Regions from separate parts of the Homo sapiens genome. Here all the other regions are linked to region 1. A link is a contact called in ENCODE Hi-C or POLR2A ChIA-PET data. All regions are on one chromosome and are shown on one strand. Each heading gives the region's core, a stretch centred on a gene start or an enhancer-like site at or near the end of the contact. The rest is flanking DNA. Distances are from core to core; before and after follow the strand shown.

Region 1 (4,779 bases), core at 742-3,241:
CTGTTCTGCTGATATTACACCTTAATGGCTCAACCTGTTTTCTTTAATGGTTTCATATCTTAACATTTCCTTACTAGATTTTGACAAAATTTATGTAAATATACCACAAATAGTCAGTGATGTCAGACTTAATTTCCTTTAAATGATCCCATAATTATTTTGAGTAACAGAGAATCCCTTACTGGGTAAACCAATGATGCCTATCCTTCACCATCTGAACACATTCTTTAACGATCACCTGAACAGATTAGTATCTTATGAAACTCAATAGGCCAGCAATTTGGAACAATTCTACGCGGTGCAAAATATTCAGACGATTTGAAATGTGAGTGTTAAAAACCCCAATGTAAACCTAAAACCCGCAATCATCAAGAGCAAACTACATTAAAACCTGAGATAGGAGAAATTTCATTTTATTTTCAACAAGTGAAAAAAAAGAAAAAAAGAAAGCTATTCACGGATTTGGTTAATTGGCTAAGTTTCCCTGAGTGTCCCAATATGATGCAAAAGAAAAAGGGGAATAAGAAAGGAAAAGACGGTAGGAAAGAAAATGAATGTGAAAAGGAGTTAAATACAGTACAATTCCTTGATGCTTAAGCAATTACAGCTCAATGAAGCTAAATATTTCCATTCCATAAAGACATCGTTTAAAAAAAAAAAAAAATTCTCCCTTCACGGTGATGCAAAAGCAGCAGGGCCCAACAGGAACGATAACCTCTTCTGGAGAAAAGATTTTTAATTATTTTACCAGCTGATAAAAAGAGCACACACCGAACATGGACAGAAATGGAGTTTCGAAGGAAAACAAAACGCAGCTTATGCTTGGTAAAGTTCAAGGACAAAACTGTGTCCAATGCAACAGAATCCGCCTGACTACAATGTATGGGGGGGGGGGGGGGGCGGGGGGGAATGCGAACACATAGTATCTTTTTATAAAAGCAACAATTTGAGCTACAAAGTAATAACGGGGAAGCCAAAACAGTTTGACAGCCCGCCATAAGGGCCGCCTCAATCATGAGTCACACAATGCCTGCAACCATTTACAATAGTAATTAATGCACAAGTCCCCTAATTAAATTCTAAAAGGGTGAGAATGCTTTAACTAAGTTTACAAGAATTGCTTTGCGCTTTTTTTTTTTTTTTTTAAAGAAAGAAACACACGCGTAATTACGCATCTCCCCGCAATCCCTCCAGTATTCCCCCAGGCCGCTTCTCCCGAATGTCTGCTCTCCGGGTGCGGAAGAAAATGTCACGGGGGAACTTCTCAACCCAGAAAAGGCGAATCGGAGTAGAAATATACGATTATCGTGGGGCGGGAGACGGAAAGCTCGCCCATCTTACCTGCTAAGATTTCTTTCTACGTCTTTGGTAGCTTTAGCTTCCAATTCTCTGAAACAAAAAAACAAAAACAAAAACAAAACAAAAACACACACACAAAAACGAGATGCGCGTGAAAACGGAGCTGCTGCGGCAGAGGCTCGCGCCGGGGCCGGATGGGGGAGGGGAGAGGACGGGGGGAGGGGGACTCACAAAGCTGCGGGGCTGCAGCCCGGACTGCGGTCCCGCGGCGCGGGCGAGGCGCAACCCCGGCCTGGCCCCCGCGGCGCGGCGCAGCGAGGCTCCCCCGGGCCGCCCGCTCGGCCTCCGCAGCAACGCAGCCTGCGCCCTCCCGCCGAGGCCCGAAGTCTCGGGGACGCCCGGCGCCGCCGCCTCTGCTGCCGCCGCCGCGGGTTGCGGGCCCTGCGGCAGCGCCCGCGGCTCCTCCCGCCCGGAGGGAGGCCCTTGTTCCGCTCACCTCATGTGTGTAAAGTGCACGAGCAAGTGGGGCGCGGCGAAGGAGGCTCGCGAGCCTCAAGCCCTCCGCAGCGCCGCGGGGAGAGGCCCGAGCCGCTGCACCAGCGCCATTTTCTACACCGACCCGCTGCCGCCGCCGCCGCCGCCGCCGCCGCCGCCGCCGACACCGCCGCCGCCGCAGGCCCCAGACCGGAAGTGAATGCCCCACTCGGCAACCCCTTCCGGGGGCGCCACGGCCACTGGCCCCCAAGATGGAGGCCCTAGCAACTGGACCCGCAGATTGGGCAGGTCCTTGGCAACCGCCCCGGCGTGTCACGCTGCACCCAGCCGGACCTCCCTGGAGGTCACAGCCTCCGAGGCGCCCCGCGGAGTGGCTGGGGGGGCCTGCGGAGTCCCGAGTCCAACCTTTTTCGGTGCGGCCGGCTCCGGTCTGACCGAGGAGGGGAGTCCCTCCCCTCCTCCTCCTTCTTTGCTGCGACACAAGTTTCCTACCCGCCGCCCGGCCCCTCCCCCACTGACACACGCCAAAAAAAAAAAAAAAAAAAATTGCCTAAAACGCAAATTTTACCCCAACTGCAGCCTGATGAGCCCGCGCGGCTTTTGAATTCAGCCACTTCTAATTATTTTTGACCTTGGGCCAGTTATTTAACCTCTCTGCTTCTCTGTTCCTCCTCAGGTAAAGAATGCATACCTGAGGCGGGTTGTGAGGCTTAAAAGCGATTTTTATCCACCGACCTTTGACTCAGCAGTTCCGCCTGCACGGATTTTCTGCTCAGGAAATAATTCTGGGTATCTGCAAATATTTCACCTTCGAGATACTAAGCTGTGGTATTGATGATGGTGAAAAATTGCAAACAGCCAAAATGTCCAGCGCTACTAGATGGCTTCAAAAACAGCTACTGGCATGTATTAGGACACTGTAAAAATGATGTGGAGGAATAATCCCGGCATGGAGGAAATGGTTGCAATAGAATAAATGAAAAAGCAGGTTCCAACGTAGCTCACACAGTAAGAAACATCTTAGTGTAGACACAGTAAGATACATACATGTAGATAGACTAAGATATGTATATATGTAGACACAGATGCATATGTGTACATTAAAAGTATACATACATACCTACATGTAGATACAATAAGACATACATATCTGCAGGTAGATACAACAATACACATACATGTAGATACAGTAAGATACATATTTTCACTTGCGTGTGTTCTTTCCAACCTCTCATCAAGCTTTTTCTTCTAATTTAAAGATAATTCCTCCTCTGTGCTTAAAATCTATAACCTTTACTTTCTCAGAAACCCCACTCTGTGGATCATCCCATTCTCCTTTTTCTAACCTAAGTTCTTCAACTGGCTTTTTTTTTTATTTTTTTATTATATTATCATTTTTTTTAGGCGGAGTCTCGCTCTGTCTCCCAGGCTGGAGTGCAGTGGCGCGATCTCCGTTCACCGCAACCTCCGCCTCCCGAGTTCAAGCAATTCTCCTGCCTTAGCCTCCCAAGTAGCTGGGATTACAGACACGCACCACTGCGCCTAGCTATTTTTGTATTTTTAGTAATGACGGGGTTTCGTCATGTTGGCCAGGCTGGTCTTGAACTCCTGACCTCAGGTGATCGCCCCCCTCGGCCTCCCAAGGTGTTGGGATTACAGGCGTGAGCCACCGCGCCCAGCTTCAACTGGCTTTACAACATGCTTGAATCTCTCCCGTTAAAAACAAACAAAACTTCCCTAGACATGTTGGGTTCCTGTCCTCTCCGATAGGTTAAGCTAGTGAATGAATGCACAGAAAGTCATGAAACATATGCACCAAAACGTTAACTGATTATGACTTTTTTTCATTTTCTTCTTTTAGTGTATCTGTTTTTTTCTTTTTTGCGATGAGCATATAAAAAACACTTTTTTGAAAAAAAAAATCAGGTTTACAAAATATAAAATGTAGTGGGCACCGAATAAATGCTAGTGACTTTCCTTTTCCTGCTATCATCCCTGAGGTTCATTTACCTACACACATATTTGTTTTTCTTTCATAATCCTTTCTACTTAAAATGTTTAAAAGTTACTATGGTGTTTCATTAGGAGTTTAAAAATATGAACATATACGTAATGGCACAATATGCTTTCATACCAGGTTTAGGAATAATTTTTCACAACAACATAAGGCAATGAAAACAGTCATATTTATCAACATTTGCACAGCTGTTAAGATTGGCTGATTTTTTTTTTATTAGACTTTTTTAGGTTTTAATGACTCAGTGATTCTTAATTGGGACAATGTTGCCCCCATCCCTACCCCTGGGGACATTTAGCAATGAACTTTTTGGTTGTCACACTGGATGCTACTGATTGGTATCTGATAGCTACAGACCAGGGATTCTACTAAATATTCTACGATGCGTAGGACAGTCCCCTACAACACGGGAGTATCTGAACCAAAATGCCAATAGCACCAAGGTTGAGAAAGCCTGGAACTAATTCCCAGCTCCAGCAAAGCTAATAAGATATGATTTCTTGGCCAGGCGCGGTGGCTCATGCCTGTAATCCCAGCACTTTGGGAGGCCGAAGTGGGCAGATCATCTGAGGTCAGGAGTTTGAGACCAGCCTGGCCAGCATGAGGAAACCCGGCCTGTAGTAAAAATAAAAAATTAGCCAGGCATAGTGGTGCATGCCTGTAATCCCAGCTAATTGGGAGGCTGAGGCAGGAGAATCGCTTGAACCCAGGAGGCAGAGGTTGCAGTGAGCTGAGATCACACCATTGCACTCCAGCCTGGGCAACAACAGTGAAACTCCACCTTAGGGAAAAAAAAAAAAAAAAAGATGTGATTTCCAGAAGGTTTGTTGACAGTGATTGGACATCCCATCTGAGCCCTCCTGGGCTGCAATGTAGAGTGTTTTATATGAGGTCATGCTAGTCACTTTTAAATTATCTCTTACTTAAACTTGGTGCATACATCGAAGAAAAATGACAATATAAGATCA
Region 2 (4,779 bases), core at 1,592-4,091, 320 kb before region 1:
TTCTGAAAGGTGTGAAATCCCCTCCAATAGCCATTTCCTCATCTGAGGCTTCAGGGAATGAGACGGGGCCTCCCCATTCACCCAGCTTATAAGGATCAAGCTGGAGCCTCATTTACTTCTTTAAGTGACACCGTGTGCTTACTATGTGCCAGGCATTATTCCAAATGCTTGACAAATATGAACACACACAAACCTCGTAGGACCCTACAAGGCAGACTCAGCTTTATAGATCTAGGTTGAGGCAGTTTCCTCAGCTGCGGAACTTAATTCTATTAACTAGGTAACTGAAGGTTTAATGTATGTTTTCCTTCCTTTTTTTTCTTTTCTTTTCTTTTCTTTTCTTTTTTTTTTTTTTTTTTGAGACAGGATCTCACTGTGTTGCCCAGGCTAGAGTGCAGTGGTGTGATCACAGCTCACTGCACCCTCAACCTCCCTGGGCTCAGGTGTCTCTCCCACCTCAGCCTCCCAAGTAGCTGGGACTACAGGCACACACCACCACACCCAGCTAATTTTTGTATTTTTTGTAGAGATGGGGTTTCATCTTGTTGCCCAGGCTGGTGTTGAATCCATCCACTGCCGCTTCCCAAAGTGCTGGGATTAGAGACGTGAGCCATAATGTGGGTTTTGAAACATACCCACCTGGATTTAGATGTTCCTACCCCTGAACATTTGTTTTATCCCTCATAACACTTGAGTTGTTTAAATGATATGCGTATGTGTACGTGTGTGTATCTGTTTGTGCGCATAAAGTCATGTGTTGCTTAACAATGGGGATGCATTCTGAGAAATGCATTCTTAGGTGATTTCGTTGTACAGACAGCACAGAGAGCACTTACGGAAACCTAGATGGTACAGCCCACTACACACCCAGGCTACATGGTATAGCCTATTGCTCCTGGGCTACAAATCTCTACAGCACATTACTGTATTGAATAATGAAGGCAACTGTAACACAATGTTAAGTATTTGTGTATCTAAACACAGCTAAACATAGAAAAAGTACACTACAAATACAGTATAAAAGGCTAAAAATGATCCACCTCTATAGGACACCTGCACTGAATGGAGTTTACAGGGCTGGAAGTTGCCCTGGGTGAGTCAGTGAGTGAGGGGTGAGTGAGTGTGAAGACGCAGGACATTACACTGTGTAAACTTTAAAAGCAGTGTATGCTAGCCAGGCACAGTGGCTCACGCCTGTAATCTCAGGACTTTGGGAGGCTGAGGTGGGCAGATCACAAGGTCAGGAGTTCGAGACCTTCCTGGACAACATGGTGAAACCCCGTCTCTTCTAAAAACACAAAAAATTAGCCAGGCATGGTGGCACATGCCTGTAATCCCAGCTACTCAGGAGGCTGAGGCAGAAGAATCGCTTGAACCTGGAAGGTGGAGGTTGCAGTGAACTAAGATCGTGCCACTACACTCCAGACTCTGTCTCAAAAAAAGAAAAAAAAAAGAAAAAAAAAACTAAGACACAATCACATACATTATCCTAGGCCTACACAGAGTCAGCACCATCAATATCACTCTCCACCACCTCTACATCTTGTTCCCCTGGAAGGTCTCCAGGGGCAATAACATGAATGGAGCTGACATCTCCCAAGATAATGATTTCTTCTTCTGGAATATTTCCTGAAGGACCTGCCTGAGGGCTTTTACAGTTAACTTTTTGTTAATAAGTAGTTGCTCTGGGTGAGTCAGCAAGTTGTTATTCTAAAATAACAATAAAAAGTACAGCATAGTAAATACATAAACCGTTAACACAGTTTTTTATCATGATCAAGTTTCATGTATTGTACATAATTGTATGTGTTACACTTTTATAGGACAGGCTGCACGGTAGGTTTGTTTACACCAGCATCCACATAAGCTCATGAGTGATGTACCGTGCTAAGACATTAGGACAGCTACGTCACTAGGTGATAAGATAATAGAGCTGAAAAATTCCCGTGGGACCGCCACCACCATATATGCGGGCAGCTGTTACCCGAAGGCATCACTGTACATGTATTTGAGATTGCAAAATTCAACTATGTTCAGCATTAAAATCTCAGATTTAGAATTTCAACTGCATGCTGCTTGTGGTCTGTAAGATATGGCACTACCTCCAACTTTAATTCTATTGTTCTTTTATACCTTTTAGTTTCATTTTTAGTTTCTATTTCCTGTTGGTTTTATTATTGGTTTATAAACGGAAGGCAGGAAGCAAAATCTTTTTTTTTTTTTTTTTTTTTTGAGACAGACTCTCATTCTGTCGCCCAGGCTGGAGTGCAGTGGCATGATCTTGGCTCACTGCAACCTCCATCTCCGGGGTTCAACTGATGCTCGTGCCTCAGCCTCCCGAGTAGCTGGGATTACAGGCACCCACCACCATGCCCGGCTAATTTTTGTACTTTTAGTAGAGACGGGTTTTCACCGTGTTGCCCAGGCTGGTCACAAACTCCTGGCCTCAAGTGATCCGCCCGCCTCAGCCTCCCAAAGTGCTGGGATTACAGGCATGAGTCACCACGCCTGGCCAGGAAGCAAAGTCTTAAGGGCAAAAGACGCTGTACTGAAACAGAGCTAGGCTTCGTCTCCCTTCCTCCTTTCAGGGCTGTTGCTAGTATACAGCTAATGTGCCAGGACTTAAATAGTAGCTGGGATTACAGGCACCCACCACCATGCCCGGCTAATTTTTGTATTTTTAGTAAAGACGGGGTTTCACCGTGTTGCCCAGGCTGGTCACGAACTCCCGACCTCAAGTGATCCGCCCGCCTCAGCCTCTCAAAGTGCTGGGATTACAGGCATGAGTCACCACGCCTGGCCAGGAAGCAGTCTTAAGGGCAAAAGACGCTGTACTGAAACAGAGCTAGGCTTCGTCTCCCTTCCTCCTTTCAGGTCTGTGGCTAGTATATAGTTAATGTGCCAGGACTTAAATGCTGAGTCACCTAAAAAGCTGAGCCTCAATCCTCAATAACCAGGAAGACTCATATAGGCTGCAATTCCCTTCCAGAGGAGACTGCCCGTGTTGCCTTTTGCTTTCATCTAATGTCTCTTTACTTTACAAAGAATAATATGATCTAAAATCTGTCTCTGTTGTAAGCAGTCACTGAATATTGGGCAAAGCATAAATGGCAAAGGGAGCAACATTCACACGAAGGTAAAAGAAATGGGGAAACCCAATCAGAAAATTCTCTTGGATCAATGTTCTGTATCTAACTCAACAAAAAGCCAGTAAATACAGAATATCATGCAAGATGCCACAGACCTGAGTAATACCAAAGTACTTTGGGAAAAGAATAAAACCCTTACCACGTATTGCAAATATTATATGGTTTGCCTGTACATTTTCTTAATGTATTTATTTTTCCTTTGTAGTAAGTGCATTTTGTGTTCTACTCACAAAATATCTGCCCACCCCATGGTTGCAAAGATATTCTCCCATGTTTTCATGTGTAAGATTTACGATTCTAGCTTTTATGTTTAGGTTTATGAACAATTACCAACTAATTTGTGTGTATGGCATGAGATGGGGTGAAGGTTAATTTCTTTCCTCATGTGAATATCCAGTTGATCTAGAATTATTCATTAAAAATAATTTCCTGGCTGGGCAGTGGCTCACACCTACAATCCCAATACTTTGGGAGGCTGAGGTGTGAGTACTGCTTGAGCCCAGGAGTTCGAGACCAACCTGGGCAACACAGTGAGACCCTGTCTCTACAAACAAAAAACAACAAAACATTAGCTGGACATGGAAGTACACACCTGCATTCCCAGCTACTTGGGAGGCTGAGGTGGGAGGATCACTTGAGCTCAGGAGGCTGGGGCTGCAGTGAGCCATGATCATACCACTGCATTCCATCTTGGGCGACAGAGGAAGACCCTCTCTTAAAAAAAAAAAAAAGAAATTAAATGACTTTCCTTCCTTCCACCAGAAAATTGACTTACTCGCTCTGGGCAAAAATCAACTGACAGTACGTATGCAGGTCTATTTCTGGACTCAGTTTCACTGATATATTTGTCTATTGTGATGTCAAGACCAATGTTTTGATTAGTGTAGCTTTATAGTAAGTCTTAAAATTAAGTGGTATAAAAAATTAGCAGTTTAAGTTCTCCAACTTTGCTCTTTTTTTTTTTTTTTTGCTATTCTAGATATTTTGCATTTCCATATAAATTTTAGAATCAACTTGTTAGTTTCTTCAAAAAAAAAAACAAATAGGATTTTAACTGGGATTGCATTGACTCCATAGATCAATTTGGGGAGAACAGACATCTTAATATCAGGTCTTCTAATATATGAACAAAGTAACCTCTTCCTTATTTAAGTATTTATTAATTTCTCTCACCAATATTTTAGTGAGAGAGTAAAAGTATTCTCTCACAATACTTTTCTGGTAAAGGTGTTTTCATGTCTTTCATTAGAGTTATTCTAATGATTTTTGATGCTACTGTTTTTATGCTGTTTTTCCTTTTTTCTTTTTTTGGGACAGGATCTCTCTGTCACCCAGGCTGGAGTGCAGTGGTATGATCACAGATCACTGCAGCTTCAACCCTCCCAGTCTCAAGCTATCCTCTCACCTCAGCCTCCCAAGTAGCTGTGACTACAGGTACTCGCCACCATACCCAGCTAATTTGGTTCACTTTCTTGTAGAGACAAGGTCTCACTATGTTGCCTATGTTGCTCAAAGTCCTGGGCTCAAGGGATCCTCCCACCTTGGCCTCCCAAAGTGCTGGGATTACAGGTATGAGCCACCGTGCCTGGCCTGATGCTATTGCAAATGGTATTTTACATTTTCATATATA
Region 3 (4,779 bases), core at 1,372-3,871, 260 kb before region 1:
TTGCTTTTGCTTCTCTGTGAATGCATGCTCAGCTGAGATCTGCTGGTGCAGGTGTTTCTATAGCTTCCTTAGCAGTGGTGGGAAGCCCAGCAGCTTAAGATGTTAGCTTCTGATGCAGGGTTTACTAACTCTCCACGTACTCTGTCCCTGAGTTTCTGTTTATTGTTTGCCTGTGATTCTCTTTGGTGCCATCCCACACGGTGTTGTCACAACCAACCCTTTGTTTTAATTGAACGTCCTGCGCTACTCCTGCTCTAACTCTGACTAGCTTTTTGTTTTTGTGTGGTCCAGGCTCGACTGTGACTTCTTCCAGAGAGAAGCTAGAACAGCTTGATAAATTTGGAAAGGTCATTCTTAGATAAGACTTGGGATTTATCTGAAGGTTGTTATTATTTGTTGTAATTCTCAGAACAGCTAACACTCCATGAACCCTCACTAGGTGCCACGAAACACGTTAAATGAAGTACATGAGATGGTGTTCCTAAACAACCACTATGGTGGTGGTATCATTATTATAATTTTATGGTTATAATTATTCCTATTTCACAGTGGAGGAAATGTTTCTTAGTAAGGTGCACATGTGAACGTCTAGCCTTGGGTTTCAAAGTCTGGTATGTTTGACTCCAGAGCCCTAACTCTTAGTTCTGACTGTATCCTACATTCTTATCCTTTGCTGAGAGTGAAACTTAGAATTGGGTATCACTCTGTTTTTTACAACTGAGTTTACTCTGTCTGTGAAGGCCGCAGCGTAAAGCCAGTTGTGAATCATGCACATCAGCTCCTTCTGAAATGTGTTTATGGCCTAGGACACAGGGACCCTGGAGACTATGGTGCTGCAGTGCATTATGGCTGCTACCCTTCTAGTCTGTCCTGCTGCTCGTTCTGCCACCTGCCAGCTGTTGCTACCTGAACCTTCTCCTTGCAGCAGTTCTCAGTGTTCTCTTTGCTTGGGAATTGCCTGGGGAGCTAAAAAAAAAAAAAAAAAGCCAAGCCCCACCTCCAGAGGTTCTAATTCATTTGTTTTAGGTTGGGGTCCAGGCATCAGTATTATTATTTTTGACAACCTTATGAGGGGTGTGTGTGTATTTGTGTTTTTGTGGGGGACATGGTCTCACTCTGTTGCCCAGGCTGGAGTGCAGTGGTGTGATCTTGGCTCACTGCAGTCTCCACTTCCCAGGCTCAAATGACCCTCCTACCTAAGCTTCCTAAGTAGCTGGACTACAAGTGCTCACCACCATGCCCAGCTAATTGTTTTAATTTTTTTTTTTTTTGAGACAAGATCTTGCTTTGATGCCCAGACTGGAGTGCAGTGGCACGATCGTGGCTCACTGAAGTCTTGACCTCCTGGGCTCAAACAATCCTCCCACTTCAACCTTCTGAGTAGCTGGGACTACAGGTGTGCACCACCATGCCTGGCTAAGTTTTTTATTTTTTGTATAGATGGAGGTGTCCCTGTCTTGCCCAGGCTGGTCTTGAACTCCTGGACTCAGGTGATTCTCCCACTTTGGCCTCCCAGAGTGCCGGGATTACAGGCATGAGCCACTGTGCCCAACCTATGAGATATATTTTATAGATCATAAAATTTACCCATTTTCCCCTTTTATCTTTAGTTGGCTGCAATGTTTGTACATATTTATGGGATATAGAGTGATATTCTGATATGTTTACAATGTGTAATGATCAAATCAGCATAATTATCGTATCCATCACCTTGAACGTTTGTGCCTGTATTGTGAACATTCAAAATCCTCTTCTAGATTTTTGAAAATACACACTAAGTTATTGTTAGTCATATTCACCCTACAGTGCTATAGAATACTAGAACTTATTCCTCCCATCTAGCTATAATTATTTATCCCTATCCATTAACCTCTCCCTATCTCTCCTCCACCCTATGCTTCCCAGCCTCTAATAACCACAATTCTACTCTCTACTTTTATGACGTTATTTTTTTTGGCTCCCACATATGAATGAGAACATGTGGTATATATCTTTCTGTGTCTGACATATTTCAAAAAATGTCTCATTTTAAGTGTAGAACTCAATGATTTGTAGTAAATTTACAGAGTTGTGTAACCATCACCACAACCCAATTGTAGAACATTTTTGTCACCCCAAATGAGAGCCTTCATACTTCTTTACAGTTAATCCCCATTCCCCCCACCCCCAAAGCCAACCACTCATCTACTTTCTGCCTCTATAGATTCCCGTTTTCTGGCCATTTCATATAAGTGGCATCACCTGTATTATTTTCAGAGCCTCCAGGACTGTCATGTGTAGCTCTGGTTAAGAACCACTGTTACCTCCTAGATCTTTTTCCACTAGTTTTTATTTTTACTATTTTTCTGAGTGGCTCAGAAAACTCAATAGGCCCCTGCCAGGGCTGTCTCTTAGATAATCTGTGAGCTAAATGAGTCCTTGTAAGTTGGACTGAGAACTTAACATTTACAACCTGTTTTTATGGGGATGAGCTTGTCAAAGTCCAAATGTGCTGACCTAGTTTGGAAGGGAGCCTGCACAACCTGTCTTCAGACGCTGTGCACCTCCCCAGCAGCCATCAGTCACAGCACTGAGTCAGAGCCCAGGTGTGGAGGGAGCCCCTGACATTGTGTGGCCTGGCCTTGGGCACTTTTGCTTTAGACTTTTTGTGTGGCTTTTCAGCTCCTCCTAGCCTCTGGCTGCCTCACCAGAGCAGTAAACTGGACTCCTCCTGAGCTCCTTTCCCTTAGGCAGTAGCTCTATGTGGATGTACTGTCTGCATTGCAATATTTTGCAAAATATTTCTCACATATTTTTGCCTGCTTAAATGAGTTTTAAAATCTCAAACTCAGCTGCCTCCAGGTCCAAGCAGGTACCATGAGTGACTGGAGCAGGCTGGGGAATAAGGCACTTGGAATGCCTGAGAGGCCGTTGAGGTGGTTGGTGGCAGAAGGGAGATTTCTTTCAGATTTTGCTATAAGCAAGAATCGGTGGTGGAGCTTTGAGACAGGCCACGTGGTTAGAGCAGGGATAGCAAATAGATTCCATTTCATGTGCCAGAGGGGAAAAAGCCAACTGACCGAACAAAACGCTGCGTGGGTAAGCTTACATGTGCAGGAAAACGATAAACCTCAATTCAATTTAGGGTAAAATGTAACTGTTCATCTTAGTCACTGGAATTCAAATAATATTATCAAGATTAAGTTAAGATTGAGAAGGCTTTTATTGTCATTTAAAGTAAAAATTAAATGTTATAACCCTGTCCTAGAGAAGCTGTAAATACATGGGCAAAATACCATCATTTGGGGAAATAATGCAGAGTATAGAACTATTAGATCTATTTTTCCCACGTCATTGCCAAAATATTTTCTGTTGAATCATTTCCCCCCGTTAAGTATCCTTTTTCTTTTCAGTGTTAGGCATGGGAACAATTTTTTCCCAATAACATCCCTTTAGAGTTCTGTAAACTCTCTTACGGCTTTTAAACTGCTTTGTGGCAGGTATAACAAATTGCTTCATTTTTAAAGTTTCAGAGAGTCGTTTATTTTAAAAATCCAATTAAGTAGATTTTAGATTCCTTCCCAGAAATCTAAGACGACAGCTAATCTAATGAGATAAAACAGTAAAAACTCATTCAGTAGTCCTCCAGCTCACTATGAAATCAAACTATTGCATCCAAACTGGGCTCAGAGGCTCAGGTGGATTTTGTAAACACTTGTAACGGGAGGTGACAGTGTTGCACAAAATCAGATTCCCAGCAGAATGAAATCCACTGCCTAGCCCTGGGTGGGCTCTGTAATTTCACTGTGAATACAAATCATGTTGCATGCAGTAATGTTTATGTTGTTACCCTACATACAATATTCAGATCCTTGGTAGATTAGTCACAGTCTGTCTTATTTCTCAAAAATGCGTCAGATATTTCCTGGTAACTAGCATTGAAAATGAGCTCATTAAAAATTCTCTCCATGCTTCATTTTTTCATTTTAATTGACGTATCAGTCAGTGTGCAAGTGTAAAAGCCAGCAGAACAGTGATCTCTCATGTGAAATTGTAAACCAAAAACCAACAGCCCTGTGAGCCCAGAGGCAGTGGGAGCCATTGATGTTTGATGCTAGTGTTGGCGCCTCGGCCACATATTTGCCATCCTTGGGTTGGGGGTGCTCTTGGTGGTAGAAAGATGAGCCCCTGCTCTCAAGGCCCCAGAATGGCTGAAAGGATTGAAAAGGAGCAATTTGGCAAAAGTCTTGAAAAGCCAGCGTCTCTCAACCTCTGAAATGCAAGTTGGGAAAACGTAGAAATCCCCCTTCTGAGTAAGAAGAATTTGGATTTGGGAAGTGATTAAAAAGGATTGAAGTTTCATGGGAAAATGGACTTCACTTGTACATAGATCAGGGGTCAGCAAACTCTGGTCTGTGGGCTAAATGCGGCTGCTGCAGGCTCAGAATGGTTTTGGCATTTTTAAATACTTGAAAACATTAAAAGAGGAACAGTAGTTCATGACGTACGATAATTAGGCAAAATTCACATTTCAGTGTCCATAAATAAAGGTTTATTGGGGCACAGCCAGGTCCGTTCATTTATACAATGTCTGTGGCAGCTTTTGTGCTGCAGTGGCAAGCTGAGTCATTACATAGAGACAGTATGGTCTGCAAGCCTGAAATGTTTATTGTTGCTGAACTCTTGGGTAGAGAACTGTGTTTATTTAGGTCTTGTCCCGAAATATGTTTATCAGTAGAGACCAGAAAGCAAACAGTGATTAAAATACTTCAGTGTTTTTGAGGAGGTGAGTGGATGGAG

The links. Hi-C counts contacts between places; a loop is a spot of excess contacts on that map. ChIA-PET counts read pairs that join two places held with the same protein, here RNA polymerase II (POLR2A). Pooled maps may share reads with other maps.
Region 2: a pooled map shows a loop between it and region 1 (5-fold over the local background). The contact joins the enhancer-like site here to the promoter of TNRC6A in region 1. A Hi-C loop is called at or near these places in 4 of 37 single-sample maps with no recorded cell type and 13 of 50 pooled maps. POLR2A ChIA-PET finds 5 or more read pairs at or near these places in 4 of 52 experiments (B cell, activated CD4-positive, alpha-beta T cell, activated CD8-positive, alpha-beta memory T cell and 1 more).
Region 3: a loop to region 1 is called in a map of endothelial cell of umbilical vein, with 2.3 times the contacts of the local background. The contact joins the enhancer-like site here to the promoter of TNRC6A in region 1. A Hi-C loop is called at or near these places in 3 of 168 maps with a recorded cell type or tissue (chondrocyte, endothelial cell of umbilical vein and gastrocnemius medialis), 1 of 37 single-sample maps with no recorded cell type and 3 of 50 pooled maps. POLR2A ChIA-PET finds 5 or more read pairs at or near these places in 2 of 52 experiments (BJ and HEK293).

Annotation. Positions count from the first base shown.
Region 1 is chr16:24,726,863-24,731,641 of GRCh38, reverse strand. TNRC6A (trinucleotide repeat containing adaptor 6A) reads right to left here and starts at 1,991. Exons shown (of 25, transcript NM_014494.4): 1 at 1,796-1,991; 2 at 1,342-1,389. The coding sequence starts at 1,800. RefSeq lists a silencer at 1,653-1,962.
Region 2 is chr16:25,046,838-25,051,616 of GRCh38, reverse strand. No RefSeq gene overlaps it. Among named protein-coding and RNA genes, the nearest start is that of LINC02175, 18 kb to the left of the region's middle. RefSeq lists a silencer at 1,795-2,089. Within about 2 kb of position 2,841, at least 41 of the 41 ENCODE cell types and tissues checked have a DNase peak (open chromatin) inside an H3K27ac peak, as active enhancers do; they include B cell, where a contact is called at or near this core.
Region 3 is chr16:24,986,978-24,991,756 of GRCh38, reverse strand. The region is part of intron 1 of ARHGAP17 (Rho GTPase activating protein 17); the gene reads left to right. Among named protein-coding and RNA genes, the nearest start is that of ARHGAP17, 26 kb to the left of the region's middle. RefSeq lists an enhancer at 2,706-3,309. Within about 2 kb of position 2,621, at least 24 of the 41 ENCODE cell types and tissues checked have a DNase peak (open chromatin) inside an H3K27ac peak, as active enhancers do; they include endothelial cell of umbilical vein, where a contact is called at or near this core.